Regions from separate parts of the Homo sapiens genome. Here region 2 is linked to region 1. A link is a contact called in ENCODE Hi-C data. All regions are on one chromosome and are shown on one strand. Each heading gives the region's core, a stretch centred on a gene start or an enhancer-like site at or near the end of the contact. The rest is flanking DNA. Distances are from core to core; before and after follow the strand shown. Region 1 holds the start of TGFB2-AS1 (TGFB2 antisense RNA 1). Region 2 holds the start of SPATA17 (spermatogenesis associated 17).

Region 1 (5,464 bases), core at 2,029-4,528:
TTAATCGTGAATGCTTAACTGAACTTTGATAGTCATTTAGCATTTTATTCACCAAAAGTGTATTTTCTTGTCCTTCCCTCCTATAATTACTGGGGGCAAAATACCATAATATTTAAAATGTGCCTACAGAAACTACTAGGAGGCAGAACTAGAAGCAAATTCTTCTTGGGTTCTTTCCTGGCTTTTCAGAGAGAGCGAGAGAGAGAGAGAGAGAAGGCCAGATATTTTTATTATAAATTCCTTGACAGAAATAAAGACATGATAGGATAAGAAACTCACAGAGTCAGTGAGTAACTTGTTCAGGATCACAAAGCCAGAAAGTGACAGAAATCTGAACCCAAAAAACCATGACTGGAGCCTGCCCTTTAAACCACTGTGCTCTCCTGCCTCCTTGAAGTAATCAAGATGGGTGTATATCATTTAAATACCCTTTTACCATGAAGACTGTAGAGACCCCGGCACATAAGACCTCCATTAAATATAGAGATGAAAAGGCATTATAAGAGCCATTTAATAGAAGAAATGATTCATTTACGGTTACCAGGGAGACAGCTCTAGCAATCTTGCCGGTTAGGTCTTCAAAGAACTGATCATTTGAGAGGTGGAAAGGGGCTCCTCCTCTCCTGCTATACTCACTTACTGCACTTACCCATTCCAGAAGCTTTTACCAATACCTCCCGTCTTACCCTCCTGGGCTTTGGGGAAATTAAAGTAGCCTCTTATGAGTAAGTCAGGGGTCTCAGGTCTAAGGAGTTGTTAAGTGAGCAATAGGTACTCAGTAAACTAAGTATTATGAACAAAAGTGTGTATGTCTATGTCAGGAAGAGGGGTGGCCATCAGAATTTATGGCTTGCGCTGTTTTCCTAGAAGTGATGTAAATGAACTTTTGCTACTCTATCCACACTCTAATCTGAATCTACTTAAGGTGCATCAGTGTCTGTACCAAGAAGGTTGTCTATAAACATGAAAGATGCTCACTGGCTTGTGGAAGCTGAACCTGTATCCTCAGCAAAATACAGTGATAGCTAATTCAGGTAACCAGCCATATTCCACAGCAGCATCTTCTCTCAGTAGCTCTGGTTTGGAGCTCCTGCTCTGTGTCTATAATGGCCACAGGTGTAAGAATATTCACTTTTTGTCCAATCTGTAGAGCTAGCCTACTGCAGTTCTCAAACTGAACTCAGAGGGAGGACCTAACTGGATGAAACTACTAGTCTGACAGTAGCGCCTCTTGATTATCTTTTTCTTGGGCTACTGGGATGGTAGCTTTGCTTCAACTCAAAACTGGTATCAAGGAAAGGAACCTGCTGGTGCTGATTTATACATAATTTTTAGAATTATTCAGAAGTGGGTTGGAACAATTATTTTATTCCAGAGTTTTTCAATGTGTGATAATGGAAAAAATTCTGTATTCAAGGGAGTTTGGAAAATGCTGGGTTAAAAGAGTGAAAAGGTTTTCTCTTCTACAGGAGTTTCAGAGCCTTTAACATGATAATGTTCCAGAATGAGGAATCTAAGAGGACAGGAGAGTACCCAGTATCTCCCAAACTTGTTTGACTCCAGAATTCCTGTTTGTCAGAACATATTCTGGGACCATTGTTTCTCAGAAGTACATAGTAGGTAAGAACATAGTGGATCCTGACTGCAAAAATCCAGCTCTACCACTTACTGTGGTCTCGAACAAAGTACTTAACTTCTTTGTACCTCAGTCTCCTCATCTGCCAGATATGGATAATAAGACCCACTTTATAGGTTCATAGTGAAGATTAAATGACCATACACAACACACATCAAATTACTAAGTGTAGTATATGTTAGCTATTATTATTTTATTTATTCAGTGCTCTACTAATAACCTAGGCCCCATACACAACTGAAGTATAAATTCCAAAAGTGATAGAAAGTTCTTTGTGACTTTTCTGAACTCAGGAACATCTGAAGTAGAGAACAGTATAGAGATCTTGGGTTTGGGAGTACATTCAACAGAGTTTCCAGTTTAAATCATCTGTCTGGTCAGTATGGCTGCAGAGTCATGCCGAAATGAAAATGTTGACTTTGAGTAACTAAAGGTAAAATAAAAGAAAAAGGGAAGGTGGAACAGTGGTAAGAGTTATTCTTGTATTCATCTAATTTAGACTTAGTTGAAATTGAAAATGTCAAGTTATGAGTAGTGTAGAACAGTAGACATCAAACACTTAAAATTCCAGCTTCCTGGATTAATGCTATGGAAAGAATGAAGTTGGTTGATAATGTTTAGCCTAGCAAGAAGGTGAAGAAGAAAGCCATACAAGAAGTGGCTTAGGCAGCAAATTATAAAGGTGACCATTCATTCAAATCAGTAAAACAAACAAGTATACCTTATTCTTTAGGTAAAATTGATGGATCTCTGTTTTCCAGCAGTTCACAAACAGAGGGGTACATTGTAAACAACAAACTAACAAAATAAATTCTGGGATGGCAACCTGCTAAGGTATCCCAGAAAATAAGAGGTAGGACATGAATTTAAAAGATTGGAAGGTATGTCTTCAGTACTGGCCTGGCCCTGAGTAGACTAGTGCTCCCTCCCATAGGGGTGCGTGTGCACACATAATACAGGAGGGAAGCCTTCCCTTCTAGAGCAAGTGATTCAGCTTGGGAGGCTGTGACTGAGCTACACTAAGTAAAAACGGGAGACTTGATTGTCCTTCCTTCAACAGACCTGTCCAAAATGACTGGAAAGTAAATACCGTAAATCACTGTTGTCAGGGCGCACATTCCACCTCCTTCCTCCCTTACCCACAGCGGTCCTCATTTCCACACTCCCTCAACGGTTCGGGGAGAGCTCGTGGTCTAAGTAACGAGAGGACTTCTGACTGTAATCCTAGCACGTCACTTTGTTGAAGGCAGACACGTGGTTCAGAGAGAACTTATAAATCTCCCCTCCCCGGCAAGATCGTGATGTTATCTGCTGGCAGCAGAAGGTTCGCTCCGAGCGGAGCTCCAGAAGCTCCTGACAAGAGAAAGACAGATTGAGATAGAGATAGAAAGAGAAAGAGAGAAAGAGACAGCAGAGCGAGAGCGCAAGTGAAAGAGGCAGGGGAGGGGGATGGAGAATATTAGCCTGACGGTCTAGGGAGTCATCCAGGAACAAACTGAGGGGCTGCCCGGCTGCAGACAGGAGGAGACAGAGAGGATCTATTTTAGGGTGGCAAGTGCCTACCTACCCTAAGCGAGCAATTCCACGTTGGGGAGAAGCCAGCAGAGGTTGGGAAAGGGTGGGAGTCCAAGGGAGCCCCTGCGCAACCCCCTCAGGAATAAAACTCCCCAGCCAGGGTGTCGCAAGGGCTGCCGTTGTGATCCGCAGGGGGTGAACGCAACCGCGACGGCTGATCGTCTGTGGCTGGGTTGGCGTTTGGAGCAAGAGAAGGAGGAGCAGGAGAAGGAGGGAGCTGGAGGCTGGAAGCGTTTGCAAGCGGCGGCGGCAGCAACGTGGAGTAACCAAGCGGGTCAGCGCGCGCCCGCCAGGGTGTAGGCCACGGAGCGCAGCTCCCAGAGCAGGATCCGCGCCGCCTCAGCAGCCTCTGCGGCCCCTGCGGCACCCGACCGAGTACCGAGCGCCCTGCGAAGCGCACCCTCCTCCCCGCGGTGCGCTGGGCTCGCCCCCAGCGCGCGCACACGCACACACACACACACACACACACACGCACGCACACACGTGTGCGCTTCTCTGCTCCGGAGCTGCTGCTGCTCCTGCTCTCAGCGCCGCAGTGGAAGGCAGGACCGAACCGCTCCTTCTTTAAATATATAAATTTCAGCCCAGGTCAGCCTCGGCGGCCCCCCTCACCGCGCTCCCGGCGCCCCTCCCGTCAGTTCGCCAGCTGCCAGCCCCGGGACCTTTTCATCTCTTCCCTTTTGGCCGGAGGAGCCGAGTTCAGATCCGCCACTCCGCACCCGAGACTGACACACTGAACTCCACTTCCTCCTCTTAAATTTATTTCTACTTAATAGCCACTCGTCTCTTTTTTTCCCCATCTCATTGCTCCAAGAATTTTTTTCTTCTTACTCGCCAAAGTCAGGGTTCCCTCTGCCCGTCCCGTATTAATATTTCCACTTTTGGAACTACTGGCCTTTTCTTTTTAAAGGAATTCAAGCAGGATACGTTTTTCTGTTGGGCATTGACTAGATTGTTTGCAAAAGTTTCGCATCAAAAACAACAACAACAAAAAACCAAACAACTCTCCTTGATCTATACTTTGAGAATTGTTGATTTCTTTTTTTTATTCTGACTTTTAAAAACAACTTTTTTTTCCACTTTTTTAAAAAATGCACTACTGTGTGCTGAGCGCTTTTCTGATCCTGCATCTGGTCACGGTCGCGCTCAGCCTGTCTACCTGCAGCACACTCGATATGGACCAGTTCATGCGCAAGAGGATCGAGGCGATCCGCGGGCAGATCCTGAGCAAGCTGAAGCTCACCAGTCCCCCAGAAGACTATCCTGAGCCCGAGGAAGTCCCCCCGGAGGTGATTTCCATCTACAACAGCACCAGGGACTTGCTCCAGGAGAAGGCGAGCCGGAGGGCGGCCGCCTGCGAGCGCGAGAGGAGCGACGAAGAGTACTACGCCAAGGAGGTTTACAAAATAGACATGCCGCCCTTCTTCCCCTCCGAAAGTAAGTACTTATTTTGACTTCCATCCCCTGAGGTTTAGCTCTGCCCGGAGCTCTCAAAACCGCAGCAGCTCCCGGGATCGCCCTTCCCTCTCGCGGTTCCCGTTCGCTCTTTTCCCGTTCTCCTGTCCTTCACCCCACCACCTCCTTTTCAGTTGTATGCTTGAGGCCATCAGGCTTTAAAATGTTTACTTTCTACTTTATTTTCTCCATCTTTCCCTTCCCCCTAACAATTCGGTGCTTTAAAAGGCGTTATTCTCTTTTTCTCTTCCCTGAAGTTCTTTAGTCGGCCACCAGCTAGGAGTCAGCCCCACTCTGTCAAACTAGAGGTGCTCCCAGGGGCAGAGTTAAACTGAGGAATCTTGGTAGGTTTGTTTTCTTTGCTCCGATTGGCGTGGAGCGCGCCGAACTGGTGCACGAAGGGTTAAAAAAAGTGTCTCAAAACTAGCCTCTCCGGAAGGCGCCCCCTTTCCGTGCTGACCTATCAGCTGGTTCCCCAAGCCTTCTCTATTGTCTCTAACTACCCTAAAAATGTCAGCATCGCCGAGACAAAACCCGGTTTGGAGACCCCTCGAGAAACCTACCTGGCCCTCAGTCCTTGATGTATCATTTGCTATCACTAGGTGTTTCATTACCCAAAGGCAAAATCCTATAACCACGTTCCCTTTTCACTTAACCTGGAGTGTAGAAAGGACAACTCCGTTTCTGACTGTGTTTTAAAAGGTTTTGTTCACGTTATTTTTCAGAATACACTCAAACCTGCCTTCTTCACATCTCCAGTGTAGCAGATCATTTTTCTTACGGGTCTGTTATCCTGCT
Region 2 (5,464 bases), core at 1,174-3,673, 710 kb before region 1:
TAAGAATTTTGGGGGGGTATACTGGAATCATCCTGCAAATATGATACTTAGGCCAGTTACTTAAACCATCTTTGCTTCTGTGTCACCTTATCTAAAATGCAAAGAATGATACACCTACCTCAAAAGATTTACATGAGATGACACATATTTGTAAAACCTGGCACCTAATTAACTGCTTAGTAGCAGTATTCCCAGTGGGACTGGAATTTATTACTGGGATCAAACATACTTATATAGTAAATATCTGTTCAATTAATGAAGAAGAAAATTCCATTAAGAAATCTGGAATTTTTACATTCCAGATAGTCATACAGATAGTCATACAGATAGACTAGAAAATAAAGATCCAGTTTTCTGGAACATATTCATTCTGACAGAACAGGAATGACTTTAGAATTTCATTCAAAAATACTAAGTGCTACCACTTTGTTATACTCTGGTGCCATAAGAAATGGTGAGTTGTATGACAAGCGAGCCTTTAAAGAGAATTGAAGGAGGTTTCTCTCAGTACCTAACCATGATTTTAAAGGTAAAAGAAGTTGAGAGAATCAATCACATTCTGATGTAGTCACCTACCCTACAAATCAATAGCACCCTAGGAAGAGCAGACCAATCTACATAGGACATTTTGTCTCCCTGACTTAACCAAGATAATGAACAGTGAAACATTAAGACAGGTATCCTTGAGAGGGAACTGTGGGGTGATGGACAAATCCATTATCTTGTTTTGTGTGGTGTTTACATAAGTATATGCAATTGCCAAAACTAATAAAATTAAGCCTGTAAAAATTGTGCATTTCATTCTATGCTAGTTATACCATTAAAAACTGGTTCATTTAAAAAATGCTCCCTACTTTTCTCACTGGAAAATGTAATAATTTACAAATAGTATAATCAAATCTATATTCACTATAAAATTAACTACAGGATGATCAGGTCCAACTAGAAATATTTTGGATAAGGTATTCTTTTAACTTTTCAGTGATAGGTGATGGAAAAGCAATTATCTGAGATCACAGACTACTAGAATTCCTCATGTTCTAATTTTTGCAGAATCTAGGAATGAACACGCACCATTTAGCCACATTTCTTTCACCTGTTGGTCAGAACTTTATGTTTGAGGATTTTCAATGGGAAATTGCTTGTTTGTGTCACTGGTTGTCTTATGTTATGTTTGGAGGAAAAGGGCTTGGGAGAAAAACAGGACAGATAATACAGAGTGTTCAACTAGAAATCCCCAAATCAGGATTCTAGCTCTAGGATTAAAATGTACAGGGCAACTTTGGACACGGTACTTGAATTTTCTGTGCTTGTGATATTCTGCTATCACAAGGCTGTCATAGGATAAAGTGTATTAATTTGTGGAAATACTTTGAAAAGTCAAAGCAATATATTATTCTAACATGATACCATAGACATAGTCAAGCCCCAAACTTAATCCTGACAGTTATAGGTTCTTGGAAAGCCCCCATACATATCTCACTTTAACTTGAATAGAATGTTCAAGAGGGTGGAAACAGGTAGGTTACCCTCTCTCTTTAAAAAAGGGGGTGAGAGGGTGATGTGTTTTCCACGATTGAACTTCCAGAACTCTAGATTTCTGGAATTTATCTTCCAAAAGACTTGGTATAATCTGGTAAATATTGAAAGAGGAGTGGGGAATAAGGCCCGGATTAAGATAAATTCTTCCTGTCCCTAGTGTTGTCAACAATCAATGAGGAGATGAATTGCTCCTGGAGTACAGGAAGCTTGACTTCTAAAATATTGTTAAACAAGCAATCAGAAAACATTTACTGTATTCTTTCACAAATCTTTGGCACACACCCAAGAGCTCCCTCAAACTGCGTGCATCCCAGGAATGAGTGAGAGCAAGGCCTAGATGTCTTCAGATCATCCATCACAGCTCCCTCCCGCCTCCATTCCAGGTCCAGCGGAGCGGCCTCGGGCAATCACACCCTTCCCTGACCTCCCCCTCCCCAGGGCCGCCAGCCTCACCAGCTGTTCCCGGCTGCTGGAGCTCCGATCGGTTGGCGCCCGGCGGCCCCGAACATTAACGACACCCGGGAGCCTGGCCTCGAAGCTCAGGCCCGTGAACAGACTCCAACTACAACAGCACCGGCGACTTCCAAAGAGCAGTTCAGCATTTTGAGATGAGCTTCCGGAAGCCGACAGGCGGCGGAAACCGGATGCCCGGAGCAACCATTAGTTCTCCGCGTTTACTGCTTTCCCCTTCCTATAATCCCCTCTTCCTACTCGCAGTAGAGACAGAGACAAATAAATTAAACTTTTGTGCTACACAGAAATTTCTTAATTCTCTTTTTAGTGCTCTTAAAGTCAAAGCAGCATGAGAGAAAAGAGGAGTGAACAAAAAGTCGAACCCCGGGAGTGAGCTATGGTTTAGCCCAGTTACCATGGAGACCGGTAGTAACACCAGTTGTAAACCCAAGGCCAAGAGACCATGGCCACGTTAGCCCGGCTGCAAGCTAGGTCGTCGACTGTAGGAAATCAGTACTACTTTAGGAACAGGTAAGTCAGGAAGAGAAGGATCGCGTAAAGGGCGGGCGTGACTTTATACCAGTTGTTCCTCAGCGGGAGTTTCCAATTAACGATTTAACGATTACCCTAATTCATTAAGTAGTACCCAATTCTTCCCTTAATGGGCTGCAAACATAATTGGGAGTTTCTGTTACCATACAACGAAATTCTAAATAGAGAGGGGCCGTAGATATTCAGTGTGAGATGATTTAAGGAAACTCCCAGCATAGATAAAATTGTAAAGTGCTTTTTTTCTTCGACATCACCACTCTGCAATTTGATGAAACCTATGTTCAATACCCTGACTGGGGGTCACCCTGACTCACTAGCCCAATGAACTCAGATTGTGTCCCATCTACCTAGGGATTTGAGCCTCCGTTATTTTACAAACATCACTAAACTCAATTGTTCTATGACTCATTCGCCTTTTTAAAATGAACGTATCTGCCGGGTGTGGTGGCTCACGCCTGTAATCCCAGCACTTTGGGAGGCCGAGGGGGGCGAATCACCTGAGGCCAGGAGTTCTAGACCAACCAGGACAACATGGTGAAACCCCGTCTCTATTAAAAATACAAAAACTAGCCGGGCATGGTGGCACATGCCTGTCATCCCAGCTAGTCCGGAGGCTGAGGCAGGAGAATCGCTTGAACCTGGGAGGCAGAGGTTGCAGTGACCCGACATTGTACCACTGCACTCCAGCCTGGGTGACAAATTAAGACCCTGTCTCAATAAATAAATAAATAAATATAAATAAAATAAAATAAAATGAAAGTGTCTAAACCATTCTGACACGGTAACTAGTACCAATATATTAATTAATAGATAACGGGTAAGAAAACCACTAGCAGTCTTCTTCATCTCCCTACAGCCAAACTTCTTGCCCAGGAAGAGTTTCATTTTAAAGAAGCATTGCCCCAGGAGTTTTTGTAACTTAAAAGAAACTGCAAAAAAGTGAATTAGACTATTATGGAATACAGTGACATGACAGACCAATGGAAAATATGTCAATGAGATAGGGTCTTGCTGAGCTGCTTTTATTCTAACGTTTATCTCACCTACTACATCATTATTTCACAACGTACCTCTCTTACAGCACTGATCACAATTCAATTTTACATTCTTTTATGAGATAATATCTATCTCCCCTCTTAAACTAGTAGCAGAGACAGTGTCTCTTATTTTGCTCACCATTATTTTTGTCTCCAACGTCTATGATAGCCCCATACAAATAATAGTAACACAATAATTGTTGAAGACTCACATTAATGAATTTTTCAATAAATCTGTAGCCCTGGTTTAAGTAAACATACTAACAATAGCTAAACATAGAAATTATCTATTTATTTAGAGTATGTGGCAGGTGCTGTATTTATGACATATATAAATGAAATAAGCCCCATCCATCATGATGTTCACATCCTTGTATGGAATATAGGCTTTTAAAAAATAATTACAATACTAGCTGGGCTCAGTGGCTCATGCCTGTAATCCCAGCACTTTGGGAGGCAGAGGCAGATGGATCACTTGAGGGCAGAAGTTCCAGACCAGACTGGCCAACATGGCAAAACCCTGTCTCTCCTAAAATTACAAAAATCAGCCAGGCATGGTGGTGCACGCCTGTAGTCCCAGCTACTCTGGAAGCTGAGGCAAGAGAATCAGTTGAACCCAGGAGGCAGAGGTTGTAGTGAGCCGAGATCGCAATACTGCACTCCAGCCTGGGCGACAGAGCAAGACTCTGTCTCAAATAAATAAATAAATAAATAAATAAATAAATAAATAATAACAACAATAGAGTAACATGGACAGAAAGGGAAACAACCAGTATTTTTTGAGGACTGATTATATATGAGGGATTGCACCAGGAACAACTACATATGATATTTCACTTGGTTATCACAATGTTATAAGTTAATGTAGAAATTATCTATTTATTAGATAATCTATATTTTTAGAGCTATAGAACAATGTTCTAGAAAAGCCTGATGAAGTGCCAAACAAACAATTAATTGGCCAGGCACAGTGGCTCAGGCCTGTAATCCCAGCACGTTGGGAGGCCAGGGCAGGCGGATGTCTTGAGGTCAATTATGAATTATCAGAGCCAACTAATCTAACTCTAAAACCTCCGCTGTTCACTGTCACTAAACAAAATTTTCTTCCCATTAAGCTGATTTAATTAAATTGCAACAAGCACCAAGATCCAGAGGTCCAAATGGCTTGAGTGTACTGTCCCAAATCCGTTAACATGTAGGGAACAGAGTTGTGGGAAACAATTTAAAGTCTCCTTGGTTTCTTTCAATGTCTTCTGTTTTCGTAACAAGGTACGGACAAAAAGGCTTCTTCCTAATGGCTAGCATCAGAATAACGCTGAAGCTGAAAGATGACTTGGTTGAGAAAATACATTCCTAAGTGTTTAGGTTAGTATCTGAGTCCTGTGAGGCCTGGAAGTCCAATGTGGAAACGAGAAGCTCCTCTGCCTAACAAAGAGGAAGGATCTGGAACTCCAAGAAGTGAGCAGCAAATACAGGAGGAGATTTTGAACTACAAAGAATAGGAGGAGTGTGGGTTGCCCGACTGACATAATACTCTGGAAAGTTGCTCCCACAGGGAATGTTTGGTGTGTGTTTATGTTTTGGCCAGCCCATCAAAGAGACTGAAAATTTTGTCCTGGACATAAGGTGAACAAAAGATAGTAGGCAGTTGTTGTAACTTCCCAGTGGGTTCACCTTGCCTGTTGCCTAGACAGAGCCAATTTATCAAGACGGCAATTGCAATAAAGAAAGAATAATTCACACAGACCCGGTTGTGTGGGAGACCAGAGTTTTATTGTTACTGAAATCTGTCTCCCTGAGCATTAGGGGATCAGAGTTTTTAAGTATGATTTGATGGGTTAGTGTGAGGCCAGTGAGTCAGGAGGGCTGATTGGTTGGGT

What was found. Hi-C counts contacts between places; a loop is a spot of excess contacts on that map. Pooled maps may share reads with other maps.
Region 2: a pooled map shows a loop between it and region 1 (3-fold over the local background). The contact joins the promoter of SPATA17 here to the promoter of TGFB2-AS1 in region 1. A Hi-C loop is called at or near these places in 6 of 50 pooled maps.

The regions. Positions count from the first base shown.
Region 1 is chr1:218,342,400-218,347,863 of GRCh38, forward strand. It overlaps TGFB2-AS1 (TGFB2 antisense RNA 1), which reads right to left and starts at 3,279. Exons shown (of 3, transcript NR_046268.1): 1 at 3,204-3,279; 2 at 2,776-2,989; 3 at 1,797-2,063. TGFB2 (transforming growth factor beta 2) reads left to right here and starts at 2,937. Exons shown (of 7, transcript NM_003238.6): 1 at 2,937-4,648. The coding sequence starts at 4,303. RefSeq lists a silencer at 2,865-2,924 and enhancers at 3,305-3,354, 4,486-4,986.
Region 2 is chr1:217,628,921-217,634,384 of GRCh38, forward strand. It overlaps SPATA17 (spermatogenesis associated 17), which reads left to right and starts at 2,424. Exons shown (of 11, transcript NM_138796.4): 1 at 2,424-2,526. The coding sequence starts at 2,459. It overlaps GPATCH2 (G-patch domain containing 2), which reads right to left and starts at 2,170. Exons shown (of 10, transcript NM_018040.5): 1 at 1,996-2,170. The coding sequence starts at 2,051. RefSeq lists enhancers at 2,109-2,178, 2,209-2,448.